Linked DNA regions of Homo sapiens: region 1 is linked to region 2. Evidence: chromatin loops called from intact Hi-C (ENCODE). Cell type or tissue: dorsolateral prefrontal cortex. All regions are shown on one strand. Each heading gives the region's core, and the rest is flanking DNA. Links, peaks and the distances in the headings are about the cores only.

What was found. Peaks named below come from ENCODE experiments on the same cell type or tissue, not always from the same donor. Only the 100,000 strongest peaks of a DNase experiment are listed, where the experiment ranks them.
Region 1: a loop joins it to region 2, with 4 times the contacts of the local background. A loop is called at or near these places in 6 of 110 quality-filtered maps.

What each region holds. Positions count from the first base shown.
Region 1 is chr9:133,036,536-133,044,535 of GRCh38, forward strand. It overlaps GTF3C5 (general transcription factor IIIC subunit 5), which reads left to right. Exons shown (of 11, transcript NM_012087.4): 2 at 5,552-5,771; 3 at 7,193-7,391. Among named protein-coding and RNA genes, the nearest start is that of GTF3C5, 9.5 kb to the left of the region's middle. In dorsolateral prefrontal cortex, for the core only: CTCF peaks have their summits at 4,551 (motif pointing right) and 4,761; a DNase peak (open chromatin) is centred at 4,566; H3K27ac peaks cover 656 bases.
Region 2 is chr9:133,480,818-133,495,340 of GRCh38, forward strand. LOC102723855 (a long non-coding RNA gene) reads left to right here and starts at 10,894. Exons shown (of 3, transcript XR_428608.4): 1 at 10,894-14,523. RefSeq lists enhancers at 3,551-4,066, 4,582-5,097, 5,098-5,612. In dorsolateral prefrontal cortex, for the core only: CTCF peaks have their summits at 5,680 (motif pointing left) and 5,879; a DNase peak (open chromatin) is centred at 5,674.

The sequences.
Region 1 (8,000 bases), core at 1-8,000, 450 kb before region 2:
AGTACCCCTAAAGCTACCCCCTTCTTTACATTAATGAAAAGATGAGATGGCTTTTCTAGGGAAGGCAGGGCTAGGACGGGGCAGTTATGAGCATATGTTTTAGTTCTTCAACCTGGTGGATTTCTTCAGAGGTCCACAGAAGAGGGTCAGGCTTTTCTTGGGCAAGCTTTAGGTATAAAGATTTTGTTTTTAGGGCATATGAGTCAATCCGTAAGCGGCAATATCCAACCAATCCTAGGAATGTTACGAGTTCCTGCTTAGTTTTAGGCAAAGTTAAGAAGGACACGATCCCTTCGACGTGTTCAGTTCCTGTCCTTCGTATCAAGTGTCCTAGGTATTTAACTTCTGGCTCTACAGATTGAAGCTTTCCCTTTGAAACCCCATAACCCTTTTCCTTGCAAATGGTTAAGGAGGTGGACGGAGAGGGCAGCTATCCGTTCTGTAGCTTCACCAGATACCAGCGGGTCATCCACGTATTGGAGCAGGCATGTGTTTTGGGGTAGAAATTTGTTCTAGAACTTGTTCTAGAATCTGACCGAAGAGGTTAGAGGAGTCTGTGAAGTCTTGGGGGAGAACTGTCCGTCGATACTGTTGCTTCCGTCCGGAATGGGGATCTTTCCATTCGCAAGCAAAAATGTCTCGGCTGTCCTCAGACAAGGGGCATGCCCAAAAAGCATCTTAAATATATTACTGTAAACCACTGATGGTCGTATGGAATTTTGCTGAGGAGGGTGTAAGGATTAGGGACAACAGGGTGAGTAGTCTGGAATATCTGGCTGATGGCCCAGAGGCCTTGCACTAGTCAGTATGACCCATCTGACTTTCTTACAGGCAGTATTGGGATAAGGGGACACACCGGGTTCAAGGAGCCCGTCCCTAATGAGACTCTCAATGATAGGTTTTAGGCCTATTCTGCCTTCTAAGGGGATGGGATATTGCTTCCTTCTTACTATTTCCCCCCGGGGTTTTTAACTTTATATGTATGGTGGGGGGGTGGGACTTGGAGTCTTCCCCAATTCCCTTCCCTTGACCAGAGATCGGGATGAATGTATTTTTCTTCATGGTGGTAAGTAGGTTTAATGAGGTGAGGAATCCTTCTGGGCTAACATGTAAACCTATACCTAACTTTAAGTCTCTTCCTAACGGGTTAGTTCCTGCTTCAGGGATTAGCAGAAATTTAACGTGGGCTGTTCGATTTTTATGTTTGAACTCTGCGTCTTCTAAGATTTTTGCTCTAAATCCTTCTCCCTTTACCCCTGAAACAAAAAGCTCTTCTGAGGAGCAGCTGACGCTAGACGGAAGGGAACAAACAGAAGAGCGAGCAGCACCCTTCTGCAGAAGTAAACTTAGCACATTTAGTTCTGCAGAAGAAAGGTGCTGTGCTGCTCGCTCTTCTGGCCACCAGAGCACACGGAACAAAGGAGGAAAGGTTCCTGTGTCTTGTCCCACTGGCTGGAGTTGGACCGCACAATCTAAGCTGATCTCGATTGGCTATTTCAAATAGAACAGGGATGTGGGTTACAGTGGCTGGATGAGCGGTTTCGCCAGGAAGAATAGTTTCGGCGGGAAGGGCAGTTACAGAGCGGGTAACTAAGGGCAAGGAGGCGCAAAGAACAAGGAAGTTAGACTTTGAAGATGGAGAACAAAGAAGAAGGGAGTTGAACAAGCTGAACCTTTGAGGAGGAACTCACTCAACCTGGATATCTAATATCCGGGACACTGAGAGAGGGACGGAGTTGCTGGACGGCGGCTGAAGGGGAGAGTCTACCCGGGCGTGTGGTTTCCTTGGCAACGGAGAGTGTGGTGGACTCTGGGTGCCCAATGGGCAGGGCTTTGGTATCTGTAATTGCCAGGAACAGCCTTTTTCTCCCCAGGGGACAGAGGGGAAGGGACTGTGGGGGAGACCCCTAGGAGCTTTTTTTTTTTTTTTTTTGAGACGGAGTCTGGCTCCGTCGCCCAGGCTGGAGTGCAGTGGCGCGATCTCGGCTCACTGTAACCTCCGCCTCCCGGGTTCAAGCAGTTCTCCTGCCTCAGCCTCCTGAGTAGCTGGGATTATAGACACCCACCACCACGCCCGGCTAATTTTTGTTTTTTTTTTTTTAGTAGAGTTGGGGTTTCACCATGTTGGCCAGGCTGGTCTCGAACTCCTGACCTCAGGTGATCCACCCAGCTCGGCCTCCCAAAGTGCTGGGATTACAGGTGTGAGCCACTGCGCCCGGCTCCTAGGGGCTTTTTTTTCATTCCATCCACAAATGTGAGCCACAGCCTGGGCACTGGTGCCAGGAATGCAACTCTGCAGCCCCACAGGGTGTGTTGCACTGCCGTATCCTCATTACCCGGGGTAGAAAACTGAGGCACGGGGAGATGAAGCTCTGTTGACTTACCTGAGAGGGATAGACTGTTATGTTGTTAGGATTAGAGGTAGTGATGGTTGACATCTTATTCTCTGCCACGTACGGCTCTAGGTGCCTTACTTAGAGTCCGTCCTCTTTAGAACCCTACCAGGTAGGAACTGTCAGAGTCTGTATTTTACGGGGGAAGGAACTTGTTCGAGGTCACACAGCAAGTGGGGCAGCTGGAGGATGCTATGTGTAAGTTCTTTACATGTACCAGAACTTGAAGTGTCTCTTTAGAGAAGTTTTCCCTGATTGCCCTAACTAAAGTGGCCACTGGCAATTATCTGCCTCCTCATCCTGTTAATTCCAATCTGAAAATGTTTTAAAATGTTTATTCTGACAAAGGCTTATACATATAAAACATTTAAGAAAAAAGGAAAAAAAAATTTACTGTCTCTCGTCCTCTTGACCCTAAGACTGTCAACTCCATGAGAGTGGGGACTTCTTTTGTTCACTTCTGTACTTCTTTATTTTTATTTTTTTATTTTTTGAGACAGGGTTTCATTCTGTCACCAAGGCTGGAGTGCAGTAGAGCAATTATGGCTCACTGCAACCTCAACCTCCTAGGCTCGGGTGATCTTCTCACCTCACCCTGCCAGGTAGCTGGGACTATAGGCATGCACCACCACGCCCAGCTAGTTTTTGGTATTTTTTGTAGAGACGTGGTCTCCCTAAGTTGTCCAGGATGGTCTCGAACTCCTGGGCTCAAGCGATCCGCCTGCCTTGGCTTCCCAAAGGGCTGGAATACATGCATATGAATCTGCCGGGATCTTGCTAAATGAGCCACCATGCCTGGCCCAGTTCTCTGTTCCTAACATCCATAACAGTGCCTAGTTCTGTAAATACTTGTCAAATGCACGATTGAGTCTTCACAGCAATCTAGTGAGTTAGATGCCATTTTTATTCACATTTTTCAGATAAAGACACAAGAAAGTTTAGGTCAGACATCTACATGGTACAAGGGGATTTGAACTCATGCTTTGCTCTAGAGTCTGAACTTTTACCTGCTGCTTCCTCATCCTTTATGAATATGGAAAAGCCCTGAATTCATTAAGCACGGGCTGCCAGTAGAGCCCCAGTTAATCACGTTTTCTTCTTTTATATTATTCTCTTGATTTATGGCTTTGACAGAATCCTTACTCTCGCTAACCTCAGGGATTATTACAGTGTGAGCACTTTGGGAAGGGACCTTCCTTACTCATTCACTCTTCTCATGTTTCTTGAGCACCTCCCCTGTGCCAGGCCTACGTTTGGGTTCATTCCCGCCCCATCGGGACTCAGAGGTGTGTGTTTTATGAGGAGGAGATTCCTGAGAACCAAGTCTTCTTCATTCTCTCCCGAGATAGTTCCTGATCACTTCCTAAGGGACAGACCCTGTCCTGGGTGTTGGGAACCAGCTCACTAGCACGTAGGTGACCTTGTCCCAGTTCACGTTGTTGGTGCTTTCATATGCACACATCCAGTGCTCGTTGTGACCCAGCATTGGGCAAGTATTCATTCATATGTACGTGGCACATATTGAATGTCTACCATGAGTTAGGCACCAGGAGCTGTGCTTTATAGATATTTAATCATAACAGTCGTATGACATAGATGCTATTCTTGGGGTTTTTAAGGAGAGGGACCAAAAAGAGTGTTGGTATTCAGTTTCATGTGCTTGGAAAGCTAGAGGTAACAGCAAGTCAGAGCCCAAATGGTTGTTACTGATTGATTTAATCTCATTTGGACCTCGAAACATTTGCATATGAGACTAAATACCAAGACCCTTTATGGTGGGTAGTTGTTAGAGTAGGTAACCCTAGACAAGCCACTCCACCCCGCACCAAGCCTGAGTTACCTCCAAGATTGTGGGTGGCAAGCCACCCAGGTGCTGAGGCAAGAGACCGAGGGCATGAGCTGTTCCAGTATAATAAAATACATAAAACAACAAGTTATACTAGATCTAGATCATAGACATGATTATATATGAATATCATTAATCATTAGTTTGTAGGAATTACTCTTTATTCCAATATTATAATAATCCTCGCTCTATAATCATAACCTAAGAAAAACCAGGTCATACAGAGATAGGAGCTGAGGGGACATGGTGAGAAGTGACCAGAAGACAAGAGTGCGAGCCTTCTGTTATGCCCAGACTGGGCCACCAGAGGGCTCCTTGGTCTAGCAGTAACGCCAGTGTCTGGGAAGACGCCTCTTGCCAAGCGGACCATGGTCTAGCGGTAGCATCAGTGTCAAGGAAAAACACCCGCTACTTAGCAGACCTGCAAAGGGAGTCTCCCTTTCCCTGGGGGAGTTTGGAGAAGACTCTACTCCTCCACCTCTTGTGGAGGGCCTGACATCAGTCAGACCTGCCCGCAGTTATCCGGGGGACTGTCTCCCTGTGATGCTGTGCTTCAGTGGTCACGCTCCTAGTCCACCTTCATGTTCCGTCCTGTACGCCTGGCTCTGCCTTTTAGATAGCAGTAGTAAATTAGTGAAAGTACTAAAAGTCTCTGATATGCAGAAGTAATGGCATAAGCTGTCTCTCTCTCTCCCTCTCTGTCTGCCTCGGCTGCCAGGCAGGTAAGGGCCCCCTGTCCAGTGGACACATAACCCACGTGACCTTACCTATCATTGGAGATGACTCACACTCTTTACCCTGCCCCTTTTGCTTTGTATCCAGTAAATAACAGTGCAGCCAGACATTTGGGGCCACTACCGGTCCCCGCATTTTGGTGGTAGTGGTCCCCCGGGCCCAGCTGTCTTTTCTTTTATGTCTTTGTCTTGTGTCTTTATTTCTGCAGTCTCGTCTCCACACACAGGGAGAAAAACCCACCGACCCTGTGGGGCTGGTCCCTACAAAGATAAGGGTGATAGTATCTCCCCTCAAGTGTTGCCAGAAGGACCAACTAATGCCCCACACCGAGCAGGCACTTGATGGATGATGGCATTTACTTAGAAGGAAGGAGACGATTCTCATTTTTTCCACCAGATAAAAACTAAGATACATGGGTTTAAAAAATGGGCCTTTTGGGAATTAAGGGCCCAGAATGAAACATGAGCCTCCTGGCCTTTCCTGGATCACCGTCAGGCTTTTATTGAGAGAGGAGCAGCTCCCCACTGGCTGCTTGGCTTGTCATTGCTTCACTCTGTCTCCTTTGGCCTTGCCACAGATCTACGCAGACCCCACCAAGAGGCTGGAGCTGTACTTCCGGCCCAAGGACCCATACTGCCACCCAGTGTGCGCCAACCGCTTCAGTACCAGCAGCCTGCTGCTCCGCATCAGGAAGAGAACGAGGCGGCAGAAAGGGGTGCTGGGCACTGAGGCCCACTCCGAGGTCACATTTGACATGGAGATCCTTGGCATCATCTCCACCATTTACAAATTTCAGGGTAACTGAAATCTGCTCTTGCAATGTCTGGTTATTTCAGGGCTGGCCATCCTAGCTGCCTGCAGGAGCTGTGTGGGTCATCTGCACCAGTGGAGGGGGCCAGGATATGCCCAGGGGCTGTGGGGACACAGCAGGGCACAGGCCCCATCCAGGAGGCAGCCTTTCTTCCCTCCAGCCAACAGTTCCCCAGAGACTGCAGGTTCATTGCTGCCCAATCTTCAGCATTCTTAAGCTAGAAATCTCCTAATTTTTAATGAAACCATTGTGTGGGACCAAATAAAACTGGTCAGTAGACCTCCAGTCTTTCCCCCACCACAGTGTTTTGAACCTTCTCTTGTCTCGGCTGCTGTTGGTCTTGCCCTCCTAGCTCCCGAAGCCCCTTGGGACCTCCTCCTCCTCTGAACTCTCAGCAGGTTGAACGTCCCTCGTGGAGCCCTCAATCAGGTTTCCCACCTACCAGGAACCCCAGTGAGGAAGCAATAAAGCAAGGGAGGGAGACGGGTGAGAAAGACAGACTCTGGCATTGTGCCTGCCTGAGCCCTGCCAGTTTCTTTGGGAGGTGGCTTGGCTTCCCTGAGCCTCAGTGTCCTTGTCTGTGCAGTGCGGGCTACAGAGCCTGCGTTCCTTAGGCCCTCGTGAAGATTCCGGGAGGCAATGCTTGTGAATGGGCCAGCCTCTGGCCCACAGGAGGTGCCTGGCATATTACTAACAAGGCTTAGAGATGGCTAAGTTACATCTGCAGTTCTAGGCAGAATCTGAAGAGTATAAAGATTGAGAAGGGCAAAGAGGACTAGAAAGAAAAGAGGGGAAGAAGAAAGTGAAATGAAGGAGAAGCAGGACCTGGGGTCCCATGGGTTGGGCATTTTTAATGGCAGTCATTCTGGTGGGTCATGGCATTCACCAAAGAGGGCTGTTCTTTTGGGACAAGGTTTCCCAAGTGATTCATAAAACATAACACCTCATATTTTTCATCGAATTGAACCAGCATCTTGCTGCTCTGTGTGTGTCTCTGGACTGGCAGCATCAGCCTCACCTGGGAGCTTGGTAGAAATGCACCAGGTCAGAACCTGCATTTAGCAAGATCCCAGCAGATTCATATGCATGTTACTAGGTTGGTGCAAAGGTAATTGCAGGTTTTACAGTTAAAAGTAACATTCATCTAAGAAGCACTGACCTGGACTCCATCCTCACCTATCATGTAGCTCCCCACCTCCCCAAAATAATTTTCATGTAAGTGACTTAGACTGCATGGAGCCAACTTTGCAGAGGCATTTGGGAAGGGTGTGTTTTCCTGCCACCCTCACCCTGCAGCCTCCACCACATGGCCCACTCAGCACCTCCCTAAGCAGATGTGGGTGTCGGTGTGTGGCAGCTGCCCATTCCTGGACTCAATGTCTGCCATCTGCCCACCTCTCTTTCTAGGGATGTCTGACTTCCAGTACTTGGCTGTGCATACGGAAGCAGGCGGCAAGCATACGTCAATGTATGACAAGGTGCTCATGCTCCGGCCCGAGAAGGAGGCCTTTTTCCACCAGGAGCTGCCGCTCTACATCCCCCCACCCATCTTCTCCCGGCTGGACGCCCCGGTGGACTACTTCTACCGACCAGAGACCCAGCACCGGTAAGGCCCCCCTCCATGCAGCCTCGGTTCTCTATCCTGAAAATGGGATGGTCCGGGCACGGAGGCTCACACACTGGGCGTGGTGGTGCACACCTGTAATTCCAGCTACTCGGGAGGCTGAGGCTGGAGAATCACTTGAACCCAGGAGGCGGAGGTTGCAGTGAGCCAAGATCGCGTCACTGCACTCCAGCCCGGGTGACAGAGTGAGACTTTGTCTCCCAAAAAAAAAAAAAAAAAAAAAAAGAAAATGGGATGACAGTAGTACTACCCAACAGACGTATTGGGATTGAATTTAAAAAGTGTGTGCAGTTCTCAGCACAGGGCTGAGTACAGAACAGGGCCTTAGTAAGCGGTGGCCTGTGTGATCGCCAGGTTGGCCTCAGTCCTGAGGACAGTGCAAAGAACGTGACTGTGGGACATGTGGGTTCCTGCTGAGAAATGTCCTTTGGCTTAATCCCCTGGTCATTGCTGACCAGCCAGTCTCTGGACCTTGCTGTCACTAGTAATGACACTACCTAAGCAAGCCTCGTGGGAATGTCCCACTCTCTGACCCCAGCTCTTTCCTACTTCCTTTGCTCCCCATGGCCTCACCGTCCCTGTCCGTGGCGG
Region 2 (14,523 bases), core at 971-8,970:
AAGATTGCTTGAGCCCAGGAGTTTGAGGCTGCGGTGAGCTGTGATCACACCACAGCACTCCAGCCTGGGTGACAGAGGGAGAGCCTTCTTGAAAAAATAAAATACAAGAAAAATCAACTTTGTTAAGCTATAATTTATATACAGTAAAATGAATCCATTTTAAATATAGGTTGATGAGTTTTGACAATTGTATAACCCCAAACACCCCCAATCAAGATATAAAACATTTCCACCTTTTCTTTCTTTCTTTTATCTTTTTTTGAGACAGAGTCTCTCTCTGTTGCCCAGGCTGGAGTGCAGTAGTGCGATCTCGGCTCACTGCAACCTCCGACCACTGGGTTCAAGCGATTCTCCTGCCTCAGCCTCCCGAGTAGCTGGGATTACAGGCGCCCGCCACCACACCTGGGTAGTTTTTGCATTTTTGGTAGAGATGGGGTTTCACCATGTTGGCCAGGCTGGTCTCAAACTCCCAACATCAGGTGATCCTCCCGCCTTGGCCTCCCAAAGTGCTGGGATTACAGGCGTGAGTCATCACGCCCAGCCCATTTCCACCCTTCTAGAAGGTTTCTTTGTGCCTTTCTGAGGTCAACCTCCTTTCCCTGCTCCCCAGTAAACTATTTTTTTTTTTGAGAGGGAGTTTCACTCTGTCCCCCAGGCTGGAGTGCAGTGGTGCGATCTCGGCTCACTGCAAGCTCCGCCTCCCAGGTTCATGCCATTCTCCTGCCTCAGCCTCCTGAGTAGCTGGGACCACAGGTGCCCGCCACCATGCCCGGCTAATATTTTTTTGTATTTTTAGTAGAGATGGGGTTTCACCATGTTAGCCAGGATGGTCTTGATCTCCTGACCTCGTGATCTGCCGGCCTCGGCCTCCCAAAGGGCTGGGATTACAGGCATGAGCCACCGCGCCCGGCCTCCCCAGTAAACTATTAATCTGCTTCCTGTGACGATAGATTACAGTGGTCTTATAAAGAGAACCTATGTGAAGCACTGTTTTTTTGTCTGCCTTCTTTTTTCAGCATGTTTATGAAATTTATCAGTGGTTTGCTGATGTTCAGTGGTTTGTTCTTATTTGCAGCCGCGTAGTGTAGTGTTTTACGGATGTAGCACAGTTTTTGGCTAAAAGAATGAGCCGGTGTGAGCCTTCTTGCACAGAACCCTGCTTAACAGCCTTTTTTTTTTTTTTTTGAGATGAGTCTCGCCCTTTCCCCCAGGCTGGAGTGCAGTGGTGCCATCTCAGCTTACTGCAAGCTCCACCTCCTGGGTTCACGCCATTCTCCTGCCTCAGCCTCCTGAGTAGCTGGGACTACAGGCGCCTGCCACCACGCCCAGCTAATTTTTTGTATTTTTAGTAGAGACGGGGTTTCACCGTGTTAGCCAGGGTGGTCTCCATCTCCTGACCTCGTGATCCGCCCGCCTCGGCCTCCCAAAGTGCTGGGATTACAGGCATGAGCCACTGCACCCGGCCCTGTTTCACAGCCTTTTAATGTTAAAGGCTGGGTGGATGAGCTTGAATTTGTAATGAATCTTCTGTCATGGGCATCAAAGCTGTTTCAAACTGTAAGGGTAGAAAAGGTGGAATCCGTTTCCTCACCCATTGTTACAAGACCAGCAGATCCACATGCCTGCTCCACCGTGACACCACGACACACCAGTACACCGTGCAGCAGGGTTCGCAGCAGGGAAGAGTTTAATGATTGCAGGGCTCTGAGCAAGGAGATGGGAGGAGATCCTCAAATCCATCTCCCCTAGGAGCTTTGGGCTGGGGCTTTTAAGGGGATCATGGAGGGCGATGGGCTTTAGAAGTGGGTTGTTGATAGGTCTGGGGATGGGAGGTAAAATCATCAGGAGGTGGAAAATGTATTCTTTGGTGAATCAGGTCCTCCTGGGGTCCTTGAGACCAGCTGTCATCAGTAGTTTCTTTCTTTTTTTTTTTTTGAGACAGAGTCTCACTCTGTCACCCAGGCTGGAGTGCAGTGGTATGGTCTCCACTCACTGCAACCTTCACCTTCTGGGTTCAAGCGATTCTCCCACCTCAGCCTCCAGAGTAGCTGGGAGTACAGATGCATGTCACCACACCTGGCTGATTTTTGTATTTTTAGTAGAGATGGGTTTTCACTATGTTGGCCAGGCTGGTCTCGAACTTCTGACCTCGTGATCTGCATGCCTCAGCCTCCCAAAGTGCTGGGATTACAGGCGTGAGCCACCGCGCCCGGCCGGTGTCAGTAGTTTCATTGGTACACAGGACCCAAAAGAACATCTCAAATGGAAACTTTTGACTGGGCGCCTGGCCAACATGGTGAAACCCTGCCTCTACTAAAAATACAAAGAATTAGCCAGGCATGGTGGCGTGAGCCTGTAATCCCAGCTGCTTGGGAGGCTGAGGCGAGAGAATCACATGAATCTAGGAGTGGAGGTTGCAGTGAGCCGAGATCGTGCGGTTGCACTTCAGCCTGGGCAATCAGAGCAAAACTCTGTCTCAAAAAAAAAAAAGGAAAAGGACATCTTTGCAATGTTAAAGTTGTTATCTATATCTACAGGGCAGTGAGGGAGAGCTACAATCTTGTAACAGAGTCTCTGTGATTCTAAGGCAACAGGCACCAAAAAACTTTGAGGTCAGAGAGCAAGTTGACCTAGCGATGGATGCTGAATGTGCTACAAGCCTGGTTTATTCTCATTTCTCCTCCTCTCTTCTTCCTTGATTAATTTTATAAAGTTTATAGGGATGGTCTCATCATCATCAGGGCCATGGGTGACAGTTCTATAACAAAAGACAGGTTCACAAGAGAAAAGCACACCAGATTTATTTAATCAAAGCTTTATGTGACAGGGAGGTGTCAGAAGTGGAGACTCAGAGACCCAGGGAAGATGGTCCCTGTGCTTAGAGTTGGTGGAGAACAGGCAGCCGTGTGGACAGGTGTCGGACGGCAGGGGATGCCTGTGGGGATGGACTGCGAGGCTGGCGAGGCCAGCTGTGCAGATCCCCCTTGGCCTCTCTGTGCAGTGCTTCTCCCCCCAGGGATGGGGTAGAACCCCCGGAGGGAGGGTCTTTTACGACCCACAGTCAGACAAGGTGGGCATGGCCAGCTCTTCCCCAGAAAGGCAGGTAGCGTTCGAGTCATGTTTCTAGGTCTCATGGCTGGCTTTGGGGGAGAGGGACTCTAGTGTCCATGGCCCACCTAGGGAAAGAGGAATTCTGGCTTCTGCAACTTGCTGCTGGGGAGAAAGAGGGCGGGAGAAAGGAGGGGAGGAGAAGGTTGGAAGAAGACTTCGGATGCACCAGAGGCCTTCTGGTTTCCTTTAGTTCTGAATCCTCATGCCAGGCACCCTGCTTGTGGGGATCATGGTCTGAACCCCAACAAACCATTTTTGCTGTTAAAATTAACATGATGGGGCCGGCCAGGTGCAATGGCTCACGCCTGTAATCCCAGCACTTTGAGAGGCTGAGGCAGGCGGATCACCTGAGGTTGGGAGTTTGAGACCAGCCTGACCAACATGGAGAAATCCTGTCTCTACTAAAAATACAAAAAAAAAAAAAAAAAAAAAATTAACATGATGAACATCTTTGTTTTTAAAGAATAATTTCCTTCTGCAGGGACTGCTTTTGTGACCTCTAAAGCCTGTTTTAACCTTCTCATGGGGAAGCTCACCTTCCTCTCTCCTGTCCTTCTCTCCTGGATCTGTGACAGACAGGCTGCTTGGGGACCTGGCCTCTGAGGGGGTGTGAAGGCACCCCCCAATCCATAGTGCTGGGCACACAAAGGGTGTCTGGAAGCCCCTTGCTGACTTGAACTCAGAGTCCTCTCCCCTTCCGTGGCCTCCCGCCCCAGGCAGGAATCTCAGTTCAGAGCAGCAGAAAGAGAGCTGGTCTGGGGGGACCCTGGGTCTGCTCTGGTGCCTGGGACGGCCACCACCCCTCTCTCAGTGCTGGCCACACCCACAGCGAGTTCTCCCTCCTTTCCTGTCATTCCTGCTGGGCGCCTCCCCGAGGAAGGCCCCAGGGGGGTGGGTCCTGCAGAGGGAAGCTCGAGGGGGTGCACTCAGCTGCCACTGTCCGCCGCCTGTCCCTGGGGAGCATGGCAGCTGAGGGCAGGCCCCTCCCAGGACATGGGACCCCCCATGGCTGGAAGGTGACTGGGCCTTGCACACCCAGCTGGGGTAAGAGGGAGGGGCCTGGAGTCCAGCTTGGGGGCAGGATCTGGAGGGGGCTGGGTGGAGCATCCCTGGCGGTGGTTTGCTGGTCCAGGGCGCTGGGGCTTAAATGATCTGGTCCAGACTCTGCCCTGTTGCGGGGGAGGGCTGGGGCCTGGCACTTGGAAGCTGTTTCCCAGGTCTCCACGGGGGCTGCCATAGGGGCCTCTGCCAATCTCCGGGGCTTCTCAGGAGCCACTGGTCCGCTAAGCCTCACTTTTCTCATCTGTAGGATGGATGCCACCTGTGCCCACCTCACCGCTGCCGTGCAGGGGGAGGGCAGCTGGCCGCGTTGATGCAGTTTGACAAAGGTCCCTCCAGACCAGTCTGACAGCTTCCCAGTTCCCCGGAAACGGGCCAAGCTGCATTCCAGGCCTGGCACCAGGGCCGAGGTCTCCGAGGGGACAGTAGGGCTGCCGTGTCTTGGGAAGGTGGGAGGCGGGGAGCAGATGCCGGGAATACTCATCCCACTCTGGGGGTCTTCTTCACCCCTGTTTTATGGAGGAGAAGACTGAAGCTCAGAGCTGCTGCCCAGGGTCACTTCTAGGTCACCTCATGCCCCCTGCTTTGGCCTATGCAACCCACATCAGGCCTTCCTGAGGGAGCAGACCAGAGGGACAGCAGAGGGTGGGCAGGTGGGGCCTTCCCCGAGGAGGTCCTGCCCCTTGCCTCCTCCTTCCCACAGATGGGCTGCCCAGGGCCCCCAGGGGAGAAGGTCTCTGGCACCCAGCTGTCCGGTGTCCCCAACGTCCCCAGAGATGTCCCTGGTGATGACCCTGAAGACTCGGACCTGGTGCCTTCCGTGACCCTGGCGCCTTCCGTGACCCTGGCTGCAGCCCTTGTCCTGCTGTTCCTCCTGCTCTCGGCCTGGCTGGTGTGGGACGGACCTTGCCAAAGCTGCTGCTAATGTGGGCTCCAGGAAAGTGTTGGGGGCCTGGGCCTGGCACGGAGTTAGGGGAGGCACAGCGGGGCCTCCCAGCGACACCCTGGGCTGCACTCCATTCCACCCTTTCCCAAAGCAGCCCCAACGGGACCCCAAGACTCCCCAGCGGGGCCCCTGGGTGGCACCGGACTCTGCCATTGCAGGCAGGGGGCGTGCTCCTGGGGACGGCCCCGGATGTTGGGCTGAGAGCCTCGCGCAGCCCCGGCGCTCAGGCAGATCGGGCTCAAATCCACTTCCTCTCCAGGCTGGCTGCAGGACCTTGGCCCCGTCTGAATCTTTGCAAGGCCCTTTTGGGTATCGCAGTTAAAGCCAAGTGACCCCTAGGTACTGGTGAAATGAGCGGGTGAGTTGGAAGATGGGGGTTCTAGTCCAGGCTCTGCCCGTGCTGGGCTGTGACATGGGCAGGTGCCTTTTCCCACCTGGATCCTGGTTTCCCTGGTCATCCAATGGGGCTCACAATACCCCACTTCTGGGCCCTGTTGGGAAGGCAGGTGCCGTGGGAGGCTGGGGCTGGGCCAGGCGGGTGCCCTGGTCTTTGCTGCCACCTGGTGGCTACAGATAGAATCGCATCGTCTGCTGCATGGTGCCCTCTGGGTAGTCCAGGCCAGGGCTGAGGAGCTGAAGGCTTTTTATGTTTTGGTGCAGAACATTTTGAGATTGTGGATGTGGATAAGCACAAATCCTGTTACCCAGAGAGAACAGATTTTTAACATTTTCTATTTATCTTCTTTCCCCATCTCCATATCTATAATCTCCTTAACAAAATCATAGGGCGGAGGTAAGTTGTGAGCCGGGCTCTAGAGTCAGAGAATGCTGCCTGTGGCCCTGGCCCAGGGCCCTGATGCTCTTTTGTGCCGCAACAGCTCCCTCCCTGACCTCGACATAGGAAGCAGGGAAGCATTTTTAGGGCTGGGAGGAGTGTGGGAGACCTTCGGGCTGGAAGGTCTCCTGGAGGCTCCAAGACCCCCCACCGCCGTCTCTCACGGAACAAGTACTTGTCAAGATTTCTACTGTGGGCCGGGTGCGGTGGCTCAAGCCTGTAATCCCAGCACTTTGGGAGGCCGAGGCAGGTGGATCATCTGAGGTCAGGAGTTCGAGACCAGCCTGACCAACATGGAGAAACCCCGTCTCTACTAAAAATACAAAATTAGTTGGGCATGGTGGCGGCCACCTGAAGTCCCAGCTACTCAGGAGGCTGAAGCAGGAGAATTGCTTGAACCCAGGAGGCAGAAGTTGCGGTGAGCCGAGATTGAGCCATTGCACTCCAGCCTGAGCAAAAGAGTGAAACTCCGTCTCAAAAAAAAAAAGAAAAAAAAAATTTCTACTGTGAGCCAGCCCCTGCGGGGAAACAGGGTAAACAGGATCCCTGACGGAGCTGGGGTATGACCAGGAATGGGAAGGCTGGACTCACTGCAGCATGCTGGGGCTGGGCTGGGTAAGTAGGGCCTGCAGGAAGGGGCAGATGAGCTCTAGGGTGTAGGAGGAGTAGGCCAGGGCCGGGGTCCCCAGGGAGGCTGTTCCAGGCAGAGGAACAGACTATGGGGAGTTCAGAAGTCACTCTGTGTTCTTCTGCACCAGCTACTGCTCCCCTCAGGGAACTGGAGGCCTCTGGAGCCTCCGAGAAGCAGCCACCGAGAAGGGGCAAGTGAGCGGCAAGGCCGTGGTTCCACATTCCCAAACCACGCTTTGTCCTTCCTGGGGTCCCCGTAGGTGGGGCTCTTCTCCCTCCTCCAGCTTTCTGAAGCCAAAGTACACACCTCGGTGTCCATGATGGGGCAGCCGGGGGGCTGTACGCTTCCTCTGTCTCTGTCTCTGGGCAGACCATAGTCCAGCGTGCTGCCCCTACTGCCCTGGAAAAGCCGAGCCGGGAAGCGAGCGGTGGCTTTAGAGGCGTCGTGCAGAGGGGGAGACGGAGGTAGAGCCTGGAGGTTTGGGGCACCTCCTGAAGCAGTGGGGTGGCCTTTCAGGTGGGGGGACTGAGAGAGCAAAGGCCTACAGGCTAGACCGGGGCCTCCCTGAGCTGTCATAAGCAGGACAGGACGTGGGGGCGCGCCACGGAGCCGCCTCCCTCCCCTGCCCATCCTGCCTGCTACAGGAAGGGCACACCCGGAGAAAGGAGGGAGGCCGGTTCCTGGCAGAGCAATGTTGAGGCTGATCCTCCCTGCTTCCCCCCACAAGCCTCTCTGTGAGCCTCCTCCCTGTCCCGCACACCCACCTGGGGGATGCCGCAGATTCTCAGAATCAGGCTCTACATGGCCCCAAGCAGCACATGGCCTGGCGGAGGCAGCAAGCATGGCCGCCGGAGCCTCTGGCCTTCTGCCCAGGGAGCAGGGGCCCCTTGGGGGCTGTTCTCTCTGCTCCCTCTGTCATGTCCCCTCTCTGTTGGTGGAGGAGAGTGGCTGCAGGCAGGCGCCTGACTCCCCCAGCTCCACACGGCTCCAGCTTTCTCTGCCTCTCCGTGTTCACCCCTCAACGCATCTTGTCAAATGGAGACCTCGAAGGCTGGGTGCAGTGGCTCAGGCCTGTAATCCCAGCACTTTGGGAGGCCGAGGCAGGTGGATTGCTTGAGGACAGGAGTTCGAGACCAGCCTGGGCAACATGGCTAAACCCCGTCTCTACAAACAATTTAAAAATTAGCTCGGTGTGGTGGCACACGCCTGTAATCCCAGCTACTCAGGAGGCTAAGGCAGGAGAATCGCTTGAACTCAGGAGGTGGAGGTTGCAGTGAGCTGAGATCACGCCACTGCACTCCAGCCTGGGTGACAGAGCAAGACTTTGTCTCAAAAAAAAAAAAAAAGAAGAAGAAGTAAAAATGGAGACCCTGAGACCCAGCTTCTGAGGTCGGGGGGTGGAGTTAGTAACTCACAGTACGGGCTGGTAGAGTCTGCCAGGGTGGTCTGGGCTGGGCTGTTGGGGATTTCAAACCCACGTCCCTCTTCGCATCCCGTCAGAGGCTGCCCGAGGCAGAGGCAGAACCTGCGGCTTCTTCCTCCCAAGTGCTGAGATCAGGTCCGAAAGTTCCAGTCATTCGCACTCCTAGAAGTGGCTTCCAGCCTTGGCCCAGGAGCCATCAGGACCAGGGACGAGGGCTGCAGGGAAGCCCAGGTACGCAGGCCGAGGAGCCCATGTCTGCCCCAGAGCAGGGCAGCAGGAGGATGGCCTCTGGCCCTTGCCACCCTGGGCCTCAGCCCTGCCTGCAGGCCCAGTGCTAACGAGAAACGCAGGCCGACCAGGGCAGTGTATGCCTGCTCTGTGCGTTTGTATTTCTGACCAGCGCCCATGAGAAGGCTGTGTGGTTTCCAATGCATTTCCAGGGGCCAACTCATTCCACCCGCCTAGCTCTGGTGGCTCCTGCAGGCCAAGCCCTCGCAGAGAGGGCCTGGGGTGAGAGCAGGCATCTCCGTGCAGCTTGGCCAGGAAGGAATCGCATCCGCAAGGAAAATATTGTTCTGTATAATTCAGTGGCCCGTTTTATAAACATTGTGGTTCTACCTTGGGGTTTTTCCCGCCTTGTCTCCTACCTCCCCTCCCCACCTTCCAGGGGCTGCTGGGCAGCCAGATGCCTGAGGTTAGGAAAGTATGTGCTTTTGCCGGGCTAGACAGTGCAAAGGGTGACAGGGTGGGCCTGGGGACGGGGCTCAGCCAGCCAGAGAGAGTTCTGGGGTGGGGTTGGCAGGACTGCAGCTCAAGCTGGTTTGCAAAGAGGTGTGAGAGCAGGCAGCCCGCCAGAGCGTGTGTGCGTGTGTGTGTGTCTCTGTGTAGGGATGTGCCTATGTGTGTTTGCCTGTGTGTGTGCCCGTGTGTGTGCATGTGTATATATGTGTGTTTATGTGTACATGGGTTCTGTGTGTTTGGATGTGTGTCTTTAACCAGGAAGCTGGGTATGGAGTGACACTGGCATCCTTTCTACCAGCCTGGATGTGGGCTGGTGGGTGTCTGCAAGGCCAGGTTAAAGTGGCCCATAGAGGGGCAAGGCAAGCTCCCCCCTCGGGGAAGAGGCTGCTCTGTGCCATTGTTGAGAGAGCGGGCATGGGGACAGATGGACTCCAATCCAGCCTGTATTTCCAGCACTCCCTAGTTGAGTGGCTTTGGGAAAGTCACTCTTCCTCCAGGTCAGTCACCGGGGGCTGTGGGGCTATACTGCCACCTCCATTCCTTTCTGCTTCCTTCTGAAAGGACCCTAATTTTGCTTGGGGATGGCAATGAGCCTTCCCTGCGGCCAGGTGGCCACGTGTCGGTGCAGAGGCCACGAGGGCTAGACAGGAGGGTCTGGGGCAGCTCTTCCTGATTAGAGAGGTAAAGTCTCACTGGAAAACGTTTTGGGTCCTGCCCTCTTTTTCCTGCCTGGAATCCCGTCGCGTGGCCGGGGGAGGCAGCTGCTCACTGGCAACCATGAGGGTGAGACCCAGTCTTGAGGCTGAGACCGAGGCAGGAGGGTGGGACCCACGCTACGCTGCTGGGGAAGGAAGCAGGCAGGGGCTCTCAGGCAGTGTCTGGAGGCTGGATGTCCATGTGGAGTGATGGGGTTGGCTTCTGTTTGCTGCAGCCTCATGCACTCCTGCTGGACACCCGGTGTCACTCTCTCTTCATCTGGGGATTGAGGGACCTGGAGGCTGGAAGGGGCTGGCTCATGGGTGTGCTCTGGATCTAGGCACCCTCCTCACTGCCACACCCTGAGGGGCACTGGGGAATCGTCCTCAGAGGCGTGCAGGGGTGCTGTCGGGACAGTCGGGCCCTACTGCTTCAAGGCTGCAGGAGGAGGATGGGGAGGATCTGGAGGGGGAGGAGGAGCTGGAGAAGGAGAAGCAGGGAGAAGAAGGAGGAGGAGGAGAGGGAGGAGGGGGGGAAGGTGAGGAAGAGGAGCTGGAGGAGGAAGAGGGGAAGGAGGTGCTGGAGGAGGAGGGGAGGGGGAGAAGGAGGAGTTGGAGGAGGATGGAAAGGAGGAGAGGGAGGAGGAAAAGGTGGAGGAGGGAGGAGGAGGAGTTGGGGGAGGAGGATGGAAAGTAGGAGAGGGAGGAGCAAAAGGTGGAGGAGGGAGGAGGAGGAGTTGGGGGAGGAGGAAAGGGAGGAGGACAGTGAGAAGGAGAAGCTGGAGGGGGAGGAGGAAAAGCTGGAGGATGAGGGGGAGGAGGAGTTGGAGGAGGAGGGGGAAGGAGGAGCTAGAGGGAGAGGAGGGGGAGGAGGAGGGGAGGAGGAACTGGAGGAGGACTTGGAGGAGGAGGGAGGGAGGAGGACAGCCTGGGTGGGAAGTTGCACTTGGCCCAGCTCCCAGAGAGGTGGGTGGCTTTAGGTCATGCGTTCATCTGAGACCTAGTACAACCTAGGACCCTGGGGCCCTGTGCCGGTCACTGTGCCTCTTCCAGCCTCGGTATCCTCTGGAAGGTGAGAATGAAAAACACCCAATGACACTCAGACTGGACAGGAGCAGGTACGCAGACAGCAGATGGCCAGGTGCACAGAGGTGTCGCCTGACTTCCTCACCGGGACGGCATGGGGTGGGGCTCCTCCTGCAGGCGAAGCCCGCCCGGGACTGGGCTCTGGTGGGTTCTCTCTCTTTTCCTTCAACCAAAGACCTGGCTGGACACCCCCCATCTGACACTCCGGGGGCTTTCAAGGGGCTTCAGGCAACCCACATGCATTCTGGGCATCCCATTTAGGGGGATGAAGAAGGAATTGGATAAGGCAAGGGTGGGGCTGGCCCGTCTCCTCTGCTGGTGCATCAGCCCCTCCTAGGGACACCACTGTCCTTGACCCCTCTGCAGGCCAATCAGCCCTCCTTGGGAAGCCGCCGTCCTTGCCCGCTCTGCTCCTGGGGTCCCACCCAAGCTTCAATCCTCGCTGTGTGGTCTTCCCTCCGTGAGCCTTCATTTCCTCATCGGTAAAATGGGGGAGAGGAGAGCGCGGGGGTCAGCCCTGAGCCTGGCTGGTTGGCTACTTAATGGGCTTCTGGTACCTTGACCACCATCTTTGACAGCCTCAGTTTACAGATGAGGCCCTGAGGCCTGGAGGAAAGGATTAGGCTGCCTGGGATGTGGGTGAGAGGTCTGATTCTGACCCGGTGAAGTGAGCTCCTGTCCCCTCTGGGGTTCCCCAGCAGGCATTAAGGGAGGGGTCAGACGAGGTCCCCCTACCGTGGCCAGATGTGCAGCGACCTTGGGCTGTAACCTCAGGGGGTTCGCGCCCCCCACAGCCTGCTGGGGACTGACCAGGCCTGGGGGAGACTGGGGGAGCGAGGGGCTGGGAGGGAATACCACCTGGCCGGACGAGGCCCACACCGCCCTGCCAGCCTGGCATCTCTGCTCTCCCAGGCTCAGCCAACACCCGCTCTAGGACTCAGCCAACTATTTGTGGGCTGCTAAGTAGCATGACAGCTGCTTTTCTTGCTAAAGTATGACATTACATTTTTCCGGATGGCCGGGCACTTCCTGGCCTGAAGTGTGCTAAGTGACAGCCTCACTCTGTCCCGCTGCCCCCCGAGTCCCTGCCCGCCTCCCTGCTTTGTCCAGGCTGGCTTGCAGGGCCAGGCCGAGACCCGTCCTGGCCTGTGTTCAGACAGAGCCTAGTACGGGCCCCCAGGGCTGCAGGTGGCCCAGGAAACTTCCCCGGGGTTATTTTTGGCCTCTGTGCTGGCCCATGGACTCCCTGCCAAAAGCAATTACTGAATTTTCATCTTGTTTTGCTGATGGTTTAGACTATGTCAAAAATGTTCCACTGGAAGGCCTGAGGGCACCTCGGGCTGGGGGATGTGGGGCTCGGGAGCCCAGCTGTGGCCGGGTCCCCGGAATAGATCTCTGGGGTTGCTGGCGAGAAGAAGGAGGACAGGGGAGCCGGGGCCTGTTTGTTTGTAGCTGCCACTGGGTGCTTCCCACACGCACAGCGTGCTCGGCTGGTGGTCATGCTCCCTGCGCCCTCTGCCAGCTGTGCGTGTCCTTCTCTCCCACTTTACAGAAGAAGAAACAGGTTCAGGGAAAGGGCCGAGGGCATGCCCAGGCTGCACTCTGTTCTGTGGGCTGCCGCACTTCCAGCGCAGAAGGATTTCCCTGGCTCAGGGGTGGCAGGGACTGGGGGCTGGGGAGGCCACGGGGAACAAGGCAGGGTCTGCCCAGGCCCTCTTCTCACTGCCCGGGGCGAGGGGTGTCCGAACCAATCAGATCTTTCCTAAGTTAAATGTCTGTGTTGCGGGCTTCGGCTACTCTGTTCATCCTCCTGGGAATTGCCCAAATGGCAGCCAGGTGGATGCAGGAGAAGGTTGGAGGGAAGGCTGGAAATCAGAGGGGGCCGCCCTCAGGCTTCTGTCCATCTGCAGGGGCCCCACTGGCAAGCAGCACCTCTCCAGAACTCTGTGTCCCTTCCTCTCCCCTCCGCAGCAGCCCTGGGAGGCAGATGCTGCCATGAAACCACGGTGCCCTCAAGAAACCTGGCCATGAGGGGGCTTCCTGCCTGCCCACGGCCCTGCAGGTCATGGTAAGGGGTGGTCCTGGAGTTTGTGCCCTGGCACTTCCATTCCAGAGTCACTGCCAGGACCTTAAGCCTGGAGCTCCCCAGGCTGCATGGCAGTGGCTTGCTATGCAGGCCATGGCTGGGGTGAAGGGTGCCTGGGGCGAGGGGACATGTCACTTGGGGCCCTGGGTTGCCTGGCCTGCTGGGGGCCCCCTTGTTGCTCAGCTGCTGTCCTGGGGTCACGGCTCTCGGCCACTCTGCTCACTTGCAGTTCCTGGGAGCCTGTGGACATCGTGTTCTCGAGCCTGAAGGACCAGCAGGGCCCTGGGTGAACGGGGCGGTCCAGGGCCAGGGCCTGTGCTCACACTCCTGCGTGCATTCCCACGCTTCAGCAAAGCAATGCCGCCTCCTATCTGACAGGCTCAGGGTGGCCCTTCGTGGGTATTGTCACCACATTCGCTTGTGCATCAGACGCTTTTTGAGGAAGCTCAGGCCCAGCTTCATACCAGGCACTGGGATGGGGGTCAGCCCTGCCTTGAGGGCTGACCAGTTCCAGAGGGGAGACACACTGAAAACCATCACACCCTCGGCAGGCTGGGGCAGGGCAGAGGGGCACAGGCACCAAGACACAGGAGAGCCAGGTCAGGGCAGAGGGGCACAGGTCCCCGGACACAGGAGAGCCGGGGCAGGGCAGAGGGGCACAGGACTCGGGACATAGGAGAGCCGGGGCAGGGCAGAGGGGCACAGGCCCCCAGACACAGGAGAGCCGGGGCAGGTCAGAGGGGCACAGGACCCGGGACATGGGAGAGCGGGGACAGGCTGCTTCCTGGAGGAGGTGATGCCTGAGCTCAGTGAAAAAACACATGTGTGGGGCCAGCCAGGGGATCGGGTTATGCAGGGCGAGGCTGCCCCAGGTACTTGGGAGGGAGGTGGCCCTGGGTGGGTGTTGGGGCCGTTGGCGGCAGGTGCATCTGCCCTGGTGTCTGCCAAGGCAGAGCCCAGACTGGACGGCTCAGCGCTGGCCTGGGTGTGGGCGACGCTTGCAGGGGCCGTGTGGGTGTCTGCGTGTGAGTGCCCATTGTGAGTCTCGTGTACCTGTGTTCACATGGCTAGGGTCCGGCTTCCAGCTGGTCCTGTCGCCCTGGGATGCCACACGTATTGTAATTACATCTGGGATTTCAGGGGGAGGAGGAGATGGGGTGCCTGCATGCCTCCTAAAATGTTTGAAGGCCTTATATTGGAAGAATGGGAATGTCTGCCTGAGGGGCTTGCCCATATCGACAGAGAAGCCCGCCTCCTCCTGCAGATAAGGAGTGGGGTTTGCTTCTTGCGCATGGAGGATGGGTACAGGGCTCTGCTGTCCTGAAACGGACAGGCCTGCCAGCTCAGTTGATAGAGAGGGGGCTGGAAAGCTTGCCCGGGTGTCCCGCCCCCATGGCTGGGACACGAACTGGCCTTGAACCCACCCAGCCCCGGCCTCCCCTGCGTCCCCCAGGCTGGCGGCCTCACTCTGTGGCTGTGGGGCCTTTTCCCTTCCAGCTCCTGGCCCTGTTTTCCTGGGTCTTGTATGGGCGGGGGCCTTATGAATGTACCATCCAAGTAGAAAAGATGGGCTCACCACATGAACGCAGCTTCCAGACACCTCCAGCTGTGTCTCCCCAGGACCCTTCCATGGAGGTCTGACAGCCCTGGCCCAGGCAGAACACGGCCTCAGCGTGCTCCTGTGGACCCTGGTGGGAGCCCCAGGAGCCGCGGTGATGGGGTGAGTCGGGCCAACTTCTTGGCTGTTGCCTGTGGCCCATCAACGCCTGCGGGTGGACGCCCTTCAGGGCCAGAGCAGGCGCCTCAGCGTGCAGACACTGTCTGGCTCTCTTTCTGCGTTTTCTTCATCTGGATTCTGTTGGGACAACAATCAAGGCTGTCTCGTTCTGTCTGTGGAATGGGCCTCACCT